2 separate regions of the Homo sapiens genome follow, and region 2 is linked to region 1. A link is a loop called in an ENCODE intact Hi-C map of the cell type or tissue named here. Cell type or tissue: Calu3. All regions are shown on one strand. Each heading gives the region's core, and the rest is flanking DNA. Links, peaks and the distances in the headings are about the cores only.

What was found. Hi-C counts contacts between places; a loop is a spot of excess contacts. Peaks named below come from ENCODE experiments on the same cell type or tissue, not always from the same donor. Only the 100,000 strongest peaks of a DNase experiment are listed, where the experiment ranks them.
Region 2: a loop joins it to region 1, with 2.5 times the contacts of the local background. A loop is called at or near these places in 1 of 110 quality-filtered maps.

Annotation. Positions count from the first base shown.
Region 1 is chr4:180,054,918-180,063,262 of GRCh38, forward strand. No RefSeq gene overlaps it. Among named protein-coding and RNA genes, the nearest start is that of LINC00290, 1.1 Mb to the right of the region's middle. RefSeq lists a silencer at 3,534-3,663 and an enhancer at 4,124-4,203. In Calu3, for the core only: no CTCF peak of the experiment used is centred there; DNase peaks (open chromatin) are centred at 3,094, 3,274 and 4,194.
Region 2 is chr4:180,430,446-180,438,790 of GRCh38, forward strand. The region is part of intron 2 of LOC105377567 (a long non-coding RNA gene); the gene reads left to right. Among named protein-coding and RNA genes, the nearest start is that of LINC00290, 720 kb to the right of the region's middle. In Calu3, for the core only: no CTCF peak of the experiment used is centred there; no DNase peak of the experiment used is centred there.

The sequences.
Region 1 (8,345 bases), core at 177-8,176:
ATGATAAATGCTGAAGAATTTGGAGAAGCAAGAGATGAAACACATTACAGATCAAGAACATCTTTTTTTTGTTTTGTTTTTTGTTTGTTTTTGAGACGGAGTCTCACTCTGTCCCCCAGGCTGGAGTGCAGTGGCGTGATCAGGGTTCACTGCAACCCGAGTAACTGGGACTACAGGCGCCGGCCATCAGGACCAGATAATTTTTTTGTATTTTTAGTAGAGACGGGGTTTCACCCTGTTAGCCAGAATGGTCTCAATCTCCTGATCTTGTGATTTGCCCTCCTCAGCCTCCCAAAGTGCTGGGATTACAGGCTTGAGCCACCATGCCCGGCCAAGAACACCTTTTTAAATGATTTTTTTTTTTTTGGTAGTCATTTTCTAACATGCAAATGGTTTAGTATTAACCCTAGGTATTCAAAATTGCAATGCTTACATATTTTTTACCAGCAGGGACAAATAATACAGATTTTTTATTTTTATTTTTGAGCTTCAGTTTCCATATGTGTAACCTAGATGTACACACTGCAGTGCCTTTGGTTAGATGTTGATAATATGTCTGCATACACATACATATGTACACACAAACACAAATAAATAGATCACTGGTTGCAAATTACAAGTAGGGACTCTGGACAAGATGGAGTTATGTGACTTGCCAACGTGCATTCATAAATTTTAAAACATTGAACTAAAATTATGGTACCATATACATTCATGACTCAGTGTGCCTTTTATGAAAAAGTGGGAAAAGTGAAGTTCTTGACTGTGGAAGTGAGAATTATTGGTTTGGTTTCACTCTCCTGTATGATGTAGCTCTATCAGTGGTAACGCAAGCAACTTAACTGTTTAGGCAAATTTTCACAAATTCAGGATATTAAGCAGGGTTTAAGAGGGATTTTCTGATGACTGCTGATGTTCTCGGCCAGAATCAAGGGATTCTCATACTTTTCTTTCTCTCCATGTTTCTTATATTCTTATTATGCCCCTCCTCTACCACCATTGCAGCTTCCTTCCCTTACGGTCACAACTTCCATCCCTCTGTCCCCTTCAGAACCTTTCTATGTCCTTTTATTTTCCATCCCTTTAGTAAGAAATTAAATAATATTTTTAAATAAATTTATTCAATGCAGTTACACATTTTTATATTCTACATAAAGATAGTATATTTTTGTTATTTCTGACAATAACCTTTGAAAACATTAAGTTATCCCTTACTACCTATGTTTAATCTCATTTTCCTTCTGATTCAGTGACCTTAACAAAGAAATAGGCTATCCACCCTGTTTATGTATTCGTAATTTTAATTCACCCTACACATATTTTTAAATTTCTATGAATCAGGCCTTAGGCTGTGGGTACAAACATAAACACAATCATTGAAACAGATGATGTTTCCAGAAAATAGACATTATACAATATTCAGTTCTTTACTATGATGATGAAATCAATTCCTGGTTTCATCTTTTCTCCATCTAATAACTGTGACAATGATGTTTGCTGCATCTAGAGTCAATATCATTCCCAGCATCAAATGTGTGTTTCTCTAGTAAGTGAATACAGCCATCATAATGTGGATTGCAAAACTCAGTGAACACTGCTACCACTGGACACTGGAGAAGAGAAGCATATTGGGTGCAAGTGTGTGGGGAAATGGGGAGGAGGGACAAGGAGAACAGCTGCATTACCTCAGAGAAAATTAGAAAAAGTATGCTGTTTTAAGAGTTGTTCAAACTATGGTGGTGGGTTGGGGAATACGTGTGTGTATGTGTGTATATATATATATATGTACGTATATATGTGTTAGATACATATGTATATATGTGTGTGTGCGTGCATGTTAGATTCATATATGTGTGTGTGTGCGTGTATATGTGTGTGTGTATACAGAAAACGCTGTATGTAAAACACAGTCGAAGCTATCAATATCAGACAGGTATTTCCCTATATTAGAGGCTGCCTACCTCTGGAGCAGGGGACTATAATTCTGGAGAAATACATGTGTTTCCAAAGCTTTGGCTTTAAAAGTGCACGTGGTTCTTTCAGATTTTGAGTGAAACTCTTACTATCTCACTGGCATAGATGTCATCACAGACGGGCACATCTTCATGTCCGCCACTCAGCTGACCAGTAAGGCACTTTACTGCCTTTTAGGTATTATCTCTAGATTCCTCCATTCAATAAAGGTCTTAAATTGAATTATGGGTGGCCGTTTTTCTCAGTAATAAGCCGGTGTTTCATGAGTACGGGAGTAGTTAAAGGTCCAGAAATGGGCATTTGCTGTTTTCCTTCTTTGAAAATGGCAAGTGCACATTATTATGCTGGGGCAAGAGAACTAGAACATGCTGAAAAGATAAACATTTTTTTTTCCACCTAAAAGATAAACATTTTTTTTCCACCTTCTCCCATTTTCTGACCTCACCTGTTCCCCGTCTGACCTCTGGGGGGCTTACTCGGGATGTCAAGGAAAATGTAAAGTATGTAAAACCGGCTCCTTAAGTAGTATTTGTACCCTTAACGGTGAATTTCTGAGAAAAGATCCAGAAGACTAAGAAATGCATAGCTAATGAATACATTTCAGGGAAATTGGAAGGTTTGGATAGAAAGGAAAGCACAGTTTACATACATATGCATACTGTGACGGATCAGGGCAAGGACTCCAGTGTCACCATCTTCCTGTATCTGTAGACCTTGTACAATGCAGTCCAAGGCTGTGAGGACTTCGGAGGGCAAACGCTGAGGAAACCAACCTGCCTCCAATTCCAAGGCGTGAGATTTACATTGCAGCCTTTGTGATGCTGCTTAGTTAACTGGCTGTATTTATGCAGATCTATTGTAGACTTACTTCCTTTTAATTTTTCCCCCTTTTGTGACTGAAATCATGAATTCCTAAAAATAAATAAATAGCAAATCAAAGGAGAAAAAAAAAAGCCAAAACAGGTTTACCTAACGGGAAGCCTGGAAGGGCTGGCGTTGGAGAAGCCGCTCGGAAGCGGGGCAGGTAGCAGAGAGCCGCCCGCCGGTCTCCGGGTCTACGCCCAGGGCTCTTTCCAGCCCGGCCTTTGGGTAACTGGTGTGGGGGAGGGCGGCCGGCTTTCAGGTCGCCTCTCCCGCAGGTTTGGGAGCCCGGTAGGCCGTGACTGAAAGACCGTAGCAACAGCGGTCAATTGCCGTTTTAGAGCTCATTTTGGGGCGAATGGTAGCAGCAGAGCCACTGCCGCCCTGGCTCTTGTAGGTGGGTCTGGAGTGTCACGTAGGCACCCCAACTCGCGCCGGGGGCCGTGGTCCGCAGACTCCCACTTCATTGCCCCGGAGGCCTGAGCCCGCCCCGCCCGGCTGTGGCTGCACCTTTCCCGAGAGTCGGGGCAGCGGCGGCTCGAAAGTGGAGGCAGCCTAACCGCGTAGCGCTGAAACCACCATTCACAAATGCAAACCCCTGTCTTCTGTGGATAAACGGTGGCGGCGCGCGTCCGAGCGTCCCCGAGGGGCTGTGGGGAGCCCCCGGGGAGAGCAGGAAAGGAAGCGGGGTGGCGGTGGCTAGGAAGCGACTGAGCCTTCTCGCCCGGCCGGCGGAAGAGGGAGCCGGGTCCCGGCGCGCCGAGCCAGCCGCCCCTCGCGCAGTTCCTCGGCCGCGGCGCGGGGTTCGCCCCGCTTCTCCCCGGCAGCAGCCGGCTGGGTGCCCCCGGCACAGCACAGTGCGGCAGGCGGCAGCGTCCTCCCCTCGCCTCCCCCACATTCCCTCACCTCAGCCAAGGCGGCAGCCCCGGCGTCCCCGCCCGCCCGGCCCCGCGCCCCCGCCCGGAGCGCCCCCACCCGTTGCGCCCCCGCCGGGTCCCGCCGCGCAGCCCCGCCACGCTGCAGCTGGAGCGACCGCCGCGGCCGGCCCCGCAGACCGGGGAGGAGGAGGAGGAGGGGAAGCCGGAGAGGGAGGCGCGGGGAGGAGGGATGGAGCCGGGAGGAGGAAATAAATAAATAAAACAATCACCTCCGCGCCAATAAGAGCGAGGGAGAGAGCAAGACGCGACCAGAGAGCCACCGGGGCCCGCTCGCGCGCCTCTGAGAGGCTGTCCGCGCGCGCGCGTGTGTGCGTGAGTGTGGATTTGCCGGGACTGGAGCTGGAAAGTTCAAACTAAACGTGTTGCTCTCGCCGAGTGCCGAGGCCGCGGCGGAGGCTGCCCAACTTCCCCGGGCCAAGTGAGTGGCGTTGCCCAGCGCCTTTGGCGAGGCGGCGGCCGCTCGGCCCTGCGCCCGGCCGCGGCGGCGGCGGCTCCGCTCGCCCCGGGAGGGAGCCCGCGGCCAGGGCTGGACTCTCGCCCCGCCACCTCCACCGACTCTCTCCTCAGCCTCCGCGCCTGGCACCGCAGCAAGGTACGTGGCGCTTCCTGGCGCGGCTTCTTCCCTAGCACACCCCGCGCGGATTTTTGGCTGCCTAGATTCTTCCCCTTCCCGGAGTGGTCATCATTTGTCAAACTTTACCTCCACCTCGCACATGCGGGCGGCCGCTGCAGCCGCCCTCCCTGGCGGCATGGGCTCCGCTCGCTGATGGGAACCGAGAGGAGGGTGGGGGGGAGGATCTGCTGGCAGCGGTGGTTCTCATCTGGATTAAGATCGTATTTCGGAATAACTCGCAGGTCTTACCTTCCGGGGGTGTCCTTCATTATGATGTTCCCTGTGATGCTGGTAATGGTTTTCCTTGCTCCTTCTGCACGGAAGGACGTACAAGTTTGCAGGAGAAGGTACATGAAAAGCAGGTGAAGTTTGCAGCCACTTGACTCCAAGAGAGGAGTAACCCTTTCTTTGCAGTAGCCGCTATGGTTTTGAAGCAGCGGCGGCGGCGGCAGCGGTGACAGCGGTGACAGCAGCCTGGCCGGTGGCGGCAGCTGCACGTTGTCCCGTCTGTGACTGGAAGAAGGAGGAAAAGTGGGGCTGCCTCGTCGGAGAGCGCAACTCTGGAGCTGCCTGCAAAGACGCTGCGGGGGAAAATGCTAAGGGCTCCCTGATCCTTGGTAAATCGTGTTTGGAGAGGCATGATTTCCTTTTGTGGTATTTATGTGCTTAATAACAGACATGCTTAAAAATCTCTTTAAAACTTTTATGCATACGATTTCCATTTCTAGATTAGGTGAAGGACTCTGAAACCTCTCAGATAAATGCCAAAATCAGTAAGATCAGAGCGGTGTGCAAACCTGCAATGAATTGCCCAGTGCCTTCTTGTTTGTAACGTATCACCTACTGGGAAACGTATCTTCCGTGCCATACTATTTTAGTAATAGTTATAGGTTCATTATTATTATTTTTTTCTTACGATGAAATAGGAGGTTTTTAGTGAAACAAAAATTTAGAAGTCATAGTAAGTTTCCAAGCAACGTGCTTGAGCCTTTTGAAGCCACCTGCTGAATTAGTTCATGTTACTTTTCAGAGGTTACCACTTTGGTGCAGGAGATGTAGACATATCCAGCAGATGGAGCAGTGGAAAACTATACTGGAACCTGCATAACACTCATTTATCCCGATGTAATCACAAAGAGGCCAAATAAATGTGTATGGAGCTCACTTTAGGGGAGACACTGGTTTTACTGTCATATTTGGAAAAAATTTTGTGTCTACTGAAATATGATTGGAATATATCTGCAGAAACTTCAATTCTTTAGGCTTCTTTTTCATTCATAAAGCATTTGAAAATAGTTTTTGTGCATATTAGAGTACAGGATGATTCATTCATGTCAGAAATGTCAACTGGTCCTTTGGTTATATATTGCAGTGACTCACAACGACATGAAAAACAATGCATTCTGCCATAATAAAAGTCTAATTATTGTGTTATAGTTTAAAAGAGTATAAAAACTTGCATTTGAACGTAAGCAAACATCATTTTGAATACTTTTTAGTATTCTAAATGCAACTGAATTTGTGTTTTGCAAAGTTAAGATAGCTAAATACACTTATTTCTTCAAATAATTTACTGCAGCTTAAATTGAAGGAAAAAGTTAATAAAACTTTTTAGTCATTCTTGTGAATTGATGTTCCTTTTTCCTCAAAATTTCATGAAATTTAGATCTGGTGTGATCTGGTCACATTCATTTTACCTTCAGAGACAAAGACAAAATTCTTCAAAAGCCACTTTAAAAAATCCTTACATTGATATATTATGGTAACAATAACATGAGGAGAGAATCTGCCTTCCTACAAAAATTTTAAAACTTTGCAATCAGTCATGCATCTGAAAAAATAGCTTTAAAGTGAACAGAGACAAATGGGCTGCCCATTTCACAGGCAGAACGGCAAAGACTTAGGCACCTGCTTTGTTGCACCGTTTCAGGAAAGAACTGGTTCTTCAATCTAGTCTGCTCATCTCCCATCTCTTGCTCCTTTCATTGTGTTTTGTCATAGATTTTACCGTGGCAGAGAACTGAGCTTAACTACTCTGAAAAAAATCCTATTAGGTCTTACTTTAATGTCATCATTTAGCAATTTAAAAGTTACAGCCATACAGCAAACATATTAAGGAATTTAGAGACAGACACGATGCCATTGAAAAATGTAGCACTAGCAATCATTTGAATTAAACATGCTTTACACTGAGGGCACATGTTTATAAAATATATGTGACTGTTTTCTAAATCTTCAGATAACGTCTGTAGCAAAGTACTTACTTTTGCATTCTGAAACTATGTTTCTTTCACATTCGCATAATATCCAAGAAGGCTTAGAACTCCCAGTGTTATAAAATAGTATAACTACCTTTCTGAAGGAACTAATTTTATCCCGCCTGTTGCCACACAGATTAAATGATTATAGATTTTTCTAAATTTATTCCATTCTAAATTTATGCCCCTTTACACAGGCAAGAACAAAAGGGTTTCAGTGTAAGATGCTGAAAGTTTTATGCCATATTTAAATGTTTGAAAATATGAATACCAGACATTTACTAATTTATCATCTCTATTAAATGTGTTAAATTCCTCCAATATAACTCTTATTGATAGTTTAAAAATCAGCTGGTCAAAGCAATGTTAATGTAGTAAAATTAGGTTAAACGTAGGTATATTATGGTCATTGCTCATGTGATATATGTCTTCAGAGAAAACCGGGTGCCTTGTAAGTTTTTCTGTAAACTCAATATAAATGAAATGCTGATAAGATTGACATAATTTTGATATAACTTTGACATATGTATTTCTACATATTTTGAGACTTTAAAAATATAATCACTAAATACTCTTCGTATAGTACTGAGCGTTTTCAGTTAAGTTTATTGGACTGATAGAATCCTGTAATATGCTACTGAAGTTGAGTTCAAGTTTATGGAGGGAAATATTGGATACATACATACATACATACATACATACATACATACATACATATATACATACACACATGGGTCATCAGTTTTCACTGGGAATCTTGGTAATGGGAGTGGCAATGTGCCTATTGAAGAATTTTGGAAAATAGTCTAATCATCAACTTTAAATTCTCATTTTAAAAACTTGATCAAAAATAGATATCTGTTAAGTAGAGGACCTGTGTTTAACCTAAGCCTCGTGGTAATAGTTGAAGCTTGGCATTCACCAAGTGTTTGCACTTGTTATTACAGTAATTTTAATGCACTTTCTGCATTATTTGTATTTTCATTCCATCTCCTTAGGACATTGTTCTAATAGAGCTATAATATAGCTCTATTAGGTAGTTTTCTTCCAGCACCATAAAATGTAGCCACTGGGTTTAGACTTAAATATAAAACCGCAATTACATTTGCACCAACCTAATATTTCAACTGAATTAAGTTTTTGAAACTCATATAGAGGGATTGAGAGATTATGAAGAAGCAGAGATTTTGGTTTTTTCTCCATTAAGTTATCTTCTGGGAGTTAACATGGGTTTATCAGTCAGTGAAGATCAAGCAAAAGATGAAACCTTTTATCCTTTAGTTTCTGTCTTGTCACCTGCCTGTTTGGTTTCTCTTAGTGTCAAGTATGACTGAACATGACTTTCACTTATAATTTATAGAAAAGGCATATATATTTGAAACTTGGGTGTTTTATTGGGAGGCACTATTAGTTTTTAATAAGAAGAAAAAGTTTCTAGCGCTATATATAAGGAAAAAATCATAATATAAAAAATTATTCTAGATGAGTACAGCAGTGAAAAATGTATCTTCCGATATAAATTTTAGCAGAAATGATGAGGATGTAAGATTTATCCCAAATAATATTTCCAACTTTGAGTATTACTGTAATTTAATTTTTATATGTTAATGCCGTATTGGGTACAAACACCTTTACCTTTAACTCTCTTTAATTACCACTTCTTTGTATAAAAGTCAACGAAGAATATAGCTTAATTATATA
Region 2 (8,345 bases), core at 44-8,043, 380 kb after region 1:
GTCAGCCTGACCGGCTCTCTTTATGAGGAAATCAGTCATCTTTGGCATCCCCAGGCTCGCCCTGTGTGCTTTATAAACATGTGAAGCATGCGTGAGTGAGGAAGGAAGGATTTTAAACATTTTTTTTTTTGATACAGGGTCTCATTCTGTCGCCTAGGCTGGAGTGCAATGGCAGGATCTCAGCTCACTGCAACCTCCGCCTCTCATGTTCAAGCAATACTCCTGCCTCAGCCTCCGGAGTAGCTGGGACTACAGGTGCATGCCACCATGCCCAGCTAATTTTTGAATTTTTAATATTTTAATTTTTGTATAATTTTTGTGTAATTTTGTATAATTTTAGTATATTAATTTTTGTATTTTATTCCGCCATGTTGGTCAGGCTGGTCTCGAACTCCTGACCTCGTGATCCGCCCGCTTTGACCTCCCAAAGTGCTGGCATTGCAGGCATGAGCCAAGGCGCCCGGCCGGATTTTAAATTTCTTATGAGGTCCTTTATCGTTTTTTGATCTCGCTTTGAATCGGTTCACATCAGTGGCAATCAACTGGTCCTTTTAGGGAGGCCTCGGATACTCCATCAAAGAAGGGCAACCTTGCAGAGCTGCCCCTGGGGCGGGACCAGGTGCCGCCCTTACTCCCTGTGCTCAGGCCTTCAGGCCATGGTGTGGCATTTCTGTTCTTGTCAGTTGTTGTATAGCAAGGCGTTCGAGGGTGCTGCTTTAGAGCAAGGCTTTCTGGATCCAAATGCTTTTACCCTTCTCTGATTGAACTTTGCAAGTCACTCAGCTTCTCTGTGTTTCCGTTTTATCATCTATAAGATAGTTGTTGTGGGAACTTAAGTGGGTCACTACAAATACAGTATTTAAAACCATTCTTTTCAAACAGTAAGCCCGCAATTAATGTTAAATCATTGTTATTACTATGGTAATTCACCGGGTCATGTCTTGACACGTAGCATTAGGACAGTGCCTCTTCTGTCCCTGGAAATACCTTCCGCTATACAGATGTTCTCTTTAGGTAAATTACGATGGCCAGATAGCCACAGACACAGGGCCAGGATCGTTGAGGCCTCTGAAAAGACCCCGTAAGTTGCAACTATCTTCCCCATACAAGCTTCCCAACAATTGAGAAATAAAACCAAATATGGCACATTGTGGCCAAAACGTATTTTTTTATTAATTAGTCAAGAGGAACCTACACCAGTGGAATACTAAATTCTTTCTCCCCGTAGAGGATGGCTCATGAGAAGGATAAATACGGCGCTCAGTGCAGCACAGTTTATTTTTCCCAAGTCCACTGGTCTAACCATTCAACTACCTCCTCTGTGGCGGGGGAACGGGGCAGGGCACAGTCGGGATTGTTCTGTTTATCCATATGCCTGCACCTGGAAGGAATTCCTTCAGGGGTAGGAAGACGTTCTCCACTTTGACCACGATGTGTACGATGTGAGACAGCTCCCTAATCTTCTGCCATAAAATATTTAGCCCAGCTACAATATTCCTGGAGAGGAGATCTATCTTCATTTTAGTGGATACTGACAAAGGCATTATTCACCTTTTACCTATATTGAACATAAAGTATTAAGTACAGCAAAGCGCTAGGTGCCACACAAATCTGCATAGAAATAGGTGCCTCTTTCGACTACTATTCAAGAGGAGTCATTTTAGGGCATTTTGCAAATATGTGTGTGTCCTCTGTTCATTTGAAATGCTCTTTTTGGTTTGAATTCATGTTAATTCATGGTGAGAAAATAATTGACTGTATAATAAGTCTTATTATTCTGCTCTTCCTCTGTCTTCAGGATTTTCAAGTTCTGTCTCTTCACCTTGAGCGTTCTGCAGAATTCCTATGTCTTTTCTCTCTGTGAAGGCGAAATATTGTCTTACCTTCAATATGAAGAAAGTACATATTGGTAGTGAGCTGCAGTTTGAGGCGCTATGTTTCAAGTAAAGAAGAAATTATTTGACTTTCTTTCAGTAATAATCAGTCCCTCCCAAGTCAATAGTAGATTAGTATCCTTGAAAGGTGGGATAGTATTTGTACTATAAATTTGAATACTTTGTTTTTCTTCAAAAATGGAGCAATGTCTGCAAAGACTGTGGATCTATATCTGACCACCAAGCTCCAATTGATAATACGGATATTGATTTTGTGAGGCTTTCCTATTAGTCTAGAAATGAGGAATTGATGCCTTCAGTCATAGTATGATAAGAAAAACATAGGCAACAAGAAATTTCTGTGAACAAAGGAGAAATTCTCTTGGCAACACTTCTGAGTTTTAGTATACTACACATAATCTATAGATGTACTACTACATGAAGGTCCGGTAAAGAAATGTGGGTGAATTTTGTCATCAGTTTCAAACTTCACTGCACCATATAAGACAGTATTTAAAAATTGCAGTTGTTTCAAGCATGGTTAGAAGACTAACTGCAAATATTCATAGTATTATTTCAACCAATTTCTTTTTTTTCTTTCTTTCTTTTTTTTTTTCGAGACGGAATCTTGCTGTGTCGGCCAGGCGGGAGTGCGGTGGCGCAGTTTCCGCAAACCGCAACCTCCGCCCCCGAGTTCAAGCAATTCTCCTGCCTCGGCCTCCCTAGTAGCTGGGATTACAGGCCTACACTACCACGCCTGGCTAATTTTTGTATTTTTAGTAGAGTCGGGGTTTCACCATGTTGGCCAGGCTGATGTTGAAGTCCTGACCTCAGGGGATCCGCCTGCCTCAGCCTCCGAAAGTGCTGGGATTACAGGCGTGAGCCACTGCACCCAGCCCCAATTTCTTTCTTTCTTTCTTTCTTTCTTTTTTTTTTTTTTTTTAAGACAGAGTCTTGCTCTGTCGCCCAGGCTGGTGTGCAGTGGCGTGATCTCGGCTCATTGCAAGCTCCGCCTCCCGGGTTCACGCGATTCTCCTGCCTCAGCCTGGGACTACAGGCGCCCGCCACCACGCCCAGCTAATTTTCTTGTATTTTTAGTAGAGACAGGGTTTCATCACGTTAGCCAGGATGGTCTCGATTTCCTGACCTCGTGATCTGCCTGCCTCGGCCTCCCAAACTGCTGGGATTACAGGTGTGAGCCACCGTACCAGGCCCCCACTTTCTTAATATTCTAACTTTGCCTTTCTGTTATATGTGCATTGGTCATGCATGCATTTGTTGTCGTATTCATCGAGCAGAAATCCTAGAATTCAGGACACATTTGTCATGCTTTGGTTTCCCTAGCACATGTCTCAGTTGCTTGATAAGTGGCTGTGGACATTGATAATGTCTCTGGGGAAGATTGGAAGAATAAGTAATTTTAACGTATCATCAGTTTATGACAATTTCTAAAATGTAATCAGTTACTTTCCAGGTTCTGGGCAAAGTTCTTTACAGGTATTCTTCCTTTAACCACCACAATTACCTCATGCTATACTAGTCCTAAGAACTCTAATGTTCAGTGGATAAATAAGCTATATAGAAAGTAAGTGGGGTGCTATTGTTCGATCTCAAGAATTTCACCCAGTCTCTTCCCTCTTCCTGGAATATTCTTCCCCAGATATCCCTTTGGCTTATTTCTCAGTAAGATCTGTTCTCAAATTCCACCATCTCAGTGAGGCCTGCCCGTTGAAAACACTATTTCAACGCTATTTCACACTATTCAACACGATTTCTCCCACTCTACTTCTCTTTTAAGTTTTACTTATCACCAATTCTATAGGTTTTACTTATTTTATTTTACTACTTCTTTCTGCAAACTAGAATATAAGAGAGTTTTTATTTTTCTGCTCATGAAAACTCATGTTGTTTGAACTTGAGTTATCCAGAAAATAATAGGCACTTAACAAATAATAGTTACCTGAATGAATTAACCTGAGTGGGCTGAGTCACTTCAATGGTGGTGAGGCATTAGAAATGTTTACCACATTATCTGAGTAATGAGTTGAACAATGACATCTTTTATTAGGTTCTGTCCAATAAGATTTTGTGTTCCTTGTTTTATAATATTGAATTGTTACATTTTTTTCTCACTATGAATGTGTCTATCAAATTGTTGAATTGTACAAATATCTGGAGAATGTATTCAGACATAGTAGTGTATTCTTCAGAGAATAAAGCAATCCTCCAAGGCATAGGAAGTTTGTGGATTTTGTACTGACTTCTCAGTAGTTCAAATGAATGGGAACAAGCTTGACTGCATCTAAGTTAACATATTTAAGCTGTTTTGTATTCTGACTTCCCATGTAGACTGGTAACAAGTTAATGATTTGTGTTTCAAACACTGTAGGAAGTTGGTTTCCTCAACATCTGCACAGAGTTATTGCCTTGGGGAAGACATAAACTGAAACCATGTTGGTAAATCTACACTGCGAATGATTTCTGAGGCTCCCCACCCCTTTTTGACAGCGTCTTTCTTGCAGAGGACGAGCTATATATATTATATAAACACACATACACATAGAAAGACAAAGAGTAGTTGATTGTGTCAGGGGAAAGCAAGCTTGCAGTTAGCCCCTGAGCATGCCTTTAAATAGCATTTTTCATGCTTTTCACCTAATGTGTGTTTGACAATACAGAGTCTGAAAGGGTTTTTTTTAACCAGTTAAAATATATTTCCTATACAGTTGTCCATAGCTAGAATAAAAGCTGTATGCTATTAGGAAGTATTTTCAAACATTTATTATGCCAAAATAAAGCTTCCCTGAAGGCAAGAATGCAGAGGAAATGTATACACATTTACATCTGAATGAAACAATGGGATAGATATTGCTATCCTATATCGAGGATAATTCTCCAGTGGATTTTCAGCACAAGAGTGTCTCATTCTGGTAGACATTCAGAAATTTGAAAGTGAGTCAGTACCATAGGGACTTAACAAGTGTTTTCAGAAAATAATGAAAATACTACATATTTTCAATTCTATCGGCTATGACTTTCAAATTGAGAAGTCCATTTTCAGTTGCTTTTAATGATTTACCTTCTTGTAAAAAATAAGCACTTAAAGAAATATTTTTTTTACTAAAGTAGTATTTAATTTGCCTTGCCTTGTGGTTTATAAGGCTACTGGTTAATTAAAAATTCTTTGGAAATAATTATTGGTTACTAACATCAAACATTTATTATAGTAATATATTACTTCTTATTTTAACAGCCCATAATCAGAAACTAATAGGATTAGTGAATAAACTTCACAAATGCAGAGATTTGGGCAATATAGATAATGCTTTCAGAGTATCTCTTAATGCTTGGTCAGTTTTTATACTTGGTTTTCTGTTATAATTTGATGAATTCACTTAGTAGTCTAGGATTAATGATTTCTTTTAATTAGCAAGATAAAGTCTGTGAATTTATAATAGATTCATTAACTTGTGATTTACAATAAAGGGATTGAAGTGGGGTTTTTTTTCCCCTGGTTAGTTGCCTTTTGTTTTTGTGTTAAACTCTCATGATTAAACTCATGATATCCAAGCTAAATATTCAATTTTCAACTTCTTCTTTAACATATACATGCAGGAAGAGTGACAGCTAGCTACATATGGTATAATATTTCTACATAATTAAAAATATATTTATAGATTTTTTAAAAACCTGTGACAATAAACAATATTATTAGAACAACCAAATGCTGGCAGAAAGCATTTACAATGCTGCATGGATTAACACTTTCAGAAACAACCTCTCTATGTGGTCTTTTGTGAAAATCATTTTCAAATTTGATCTGTATTGTGATCCACTAATTCTTGTAAAATCACATTTTAAAAAGTACTCAAATATTCCCTGGAATCCACATGTAGATTTAAGAATATCCTTAGTTGGAAGGAGACTATAGCAATATGAAGGTTGTTGCTGAGTAACACTTGGAATTTATCCTATAAAATAAACAAATCCTGAACAATGTATTCAGTCTGAAGATGAGACAACAATATCCTAATCACAGGAGTGTGTGTAAGGAGAGGAGTCCCTATGGGGAGTTGGATGGTCTTGAGTAAGAAAGCGGCCTTTCAAAGCAAAATACAAATTTCTATAAGAGAAAGAAGAGAACAAACAATTGAGTCAGAATGGCCTCATTGAGATTGGAGGGGCTGCTGAACTAAGCAATGTGCTAGAAAATTATTAAAAACAGGAGCAGATGGGCTAGTTGGATTCCAGACACAAATGGCTGAATATGGTTGATGTACAAAAAAGACAGATGAAAGGCTAGTTAGGGAATTTCTCTGGGAACAATTTCAGGAAGGCTTTTGCACTGAGGTTCACTTAACTTCAGGAATGGCAGTTTTGATTTACAATCTAACCACAGACCAAAGATTATTTTTTTTAATTGTTGTTGTTGTTTGGTCTTAGACCGAAAAAAAAAAAAAAAAAGCAGTTCACATGAAAGAATTGTGGTTGTTGGTAGAGGATAGGGTAAGAGCGTGGTTGCATGGCACGGGTTCATGCCAAACAAGGGGTAGAGAAGTCATCCTCTTAGAAACAGAGAAACACAGGCAGTGGCTACAAAATAAACTGTGCATTCTTCATATGCAGATAAATAAATTTGGAAATCTTAGATTATATGAGCCAAGAGTCCTATTTGTCATTACATCCATGCCATAGGTAAGTTGAGATAAACACTGCGGAAGCGTCTCAGGCTTGGGATGCATTTTCTCAGGAAATATTTTTGCCTGCAGTGGATCCTGGGGCGGGTGGAAGGGTGAGTGAGCCACGTAAGGTGTGAGTGAAGAAAATCTCAGCTTCCCTTTCCCTTTTCCCGTGTCACTACCCTGCCCTAGTAACCGCAGTCATTCCACAATATTCAGTGGTTTCTAAGTTTTTCTGAAAGTCTGTCAATGTACCCTGTTATCATTTCACTTATTCCCAAATGCCGTCATCCCCAACTTCAATACGCACATTTCCACATCTGTTTTATGTACTATGATGTGCACTTTTAAGCTATTTTACTCTCCAAGCTCCTCTCCTCCTGCCAGTTCACATTTTTTTAGGCCTTGCTCAAACTCCACCTCTTCTTGAAGCTTTATCATCTCTAAAGAGCACTCGTCTTCTGTCGGCACTAGCGGATGCATAACAAGCACCGCACTACTTTCAATTTATGCTGACTGGTATCGCTGCGTGGGATTTATGTGTGAATTTCATCTCCCTAACTGGAAGGTACGATTTTGATGGAAGGGACTGTGCTTTACAAATCTCTTACGCTCTCCACTGTGCCTGGTGCATCATAGGCATGAAATCTGTGTTGAGCACACACATTTGAATTCTTATATTTCCCACATCTCAGTTTGAAACAACGGATAAAACACTAAGATAAATGGTTTATTGTCTGAAGTTCCCGTAGTTTCCCTAGACAGCTTAATAAGCTGTATTCTTTTAAAGAAGGAAAATACTAACAGGCAGCTGTTGTGGTCTTGGCTTCCTGATCCTCAGGCAGTTCACTTGTGGTCTCTGGAACTCAGTTCGTCATCTGTAAAATGAGGAAGTTCACCTCACCTTCTGGAATTCTATCACAGCAATTTATGTTCAACTGGATTCAAAGAGGAGCTGAGCCATTCCAAGTATCTTGTAAAGACTTTCTTTAAGGCCGGGCACAGTGGATCATGCCTGTAATCCCAGCACTTTGGGAGGCCGAGGCAGGTGGATCACTTGAGGTCAGGAATTTGAGATCAGCCTGGCCAACATGGCAAAACCCCGTCTCTACTAAAAATACAAAAATTAGCCGCAGGGGGTGGTGCATGCCTGTAATCCCAGCTACTCGGGAGGCTGAGGCAGAGGAATCACTTGAGCCTGGGAGGTGGAGGCTACAGTGAGCTGTGTCATACCACTGTACTCCAGCCTGTATGACAGAGCGACTCTGTCTCAAAAAAAAAAGAAAAAAAAAAAAGAAGACTTTCTTCAATCATCTACTTATTCCTATGTATTTATTGGATGCCTCCTATATCCCAAACACTCTGTTAGGCTCTGGGAATAGAGTGATACCTAATAAAGGGACCAGGCTCTAAACCTCAAGGTGGGCACAGTCAAGTAAGGGAGAGAAACCACAGACAGCCTGGGGTAGCACAGGGGTCCTAAAGTGTCTCCACCAGCCCCAGCAGTGTCACCTGGGAACTTGTTCGAAATGCATGTTCCTGGGCCCCAATCCACACCCACTGAACCAGAAGACCCGAGAGTGGATTGCCGCAGTCTGTGTTGAACGAGCCCTCTGCTGCACAGTGGTCTCATTCTGTTACACCAGATGTTGAGAACGGCTGGTGTCATGAATGAAAATCCAAGATTAATGTTAGAGCTCTTATTCTTACTGGTAATTTGATCCCAGAGAAGATACTTCAAACTTCTGAGTCTCATTTCCTCCTTTTTGTCAAATAGGAATATTTTAAAAGT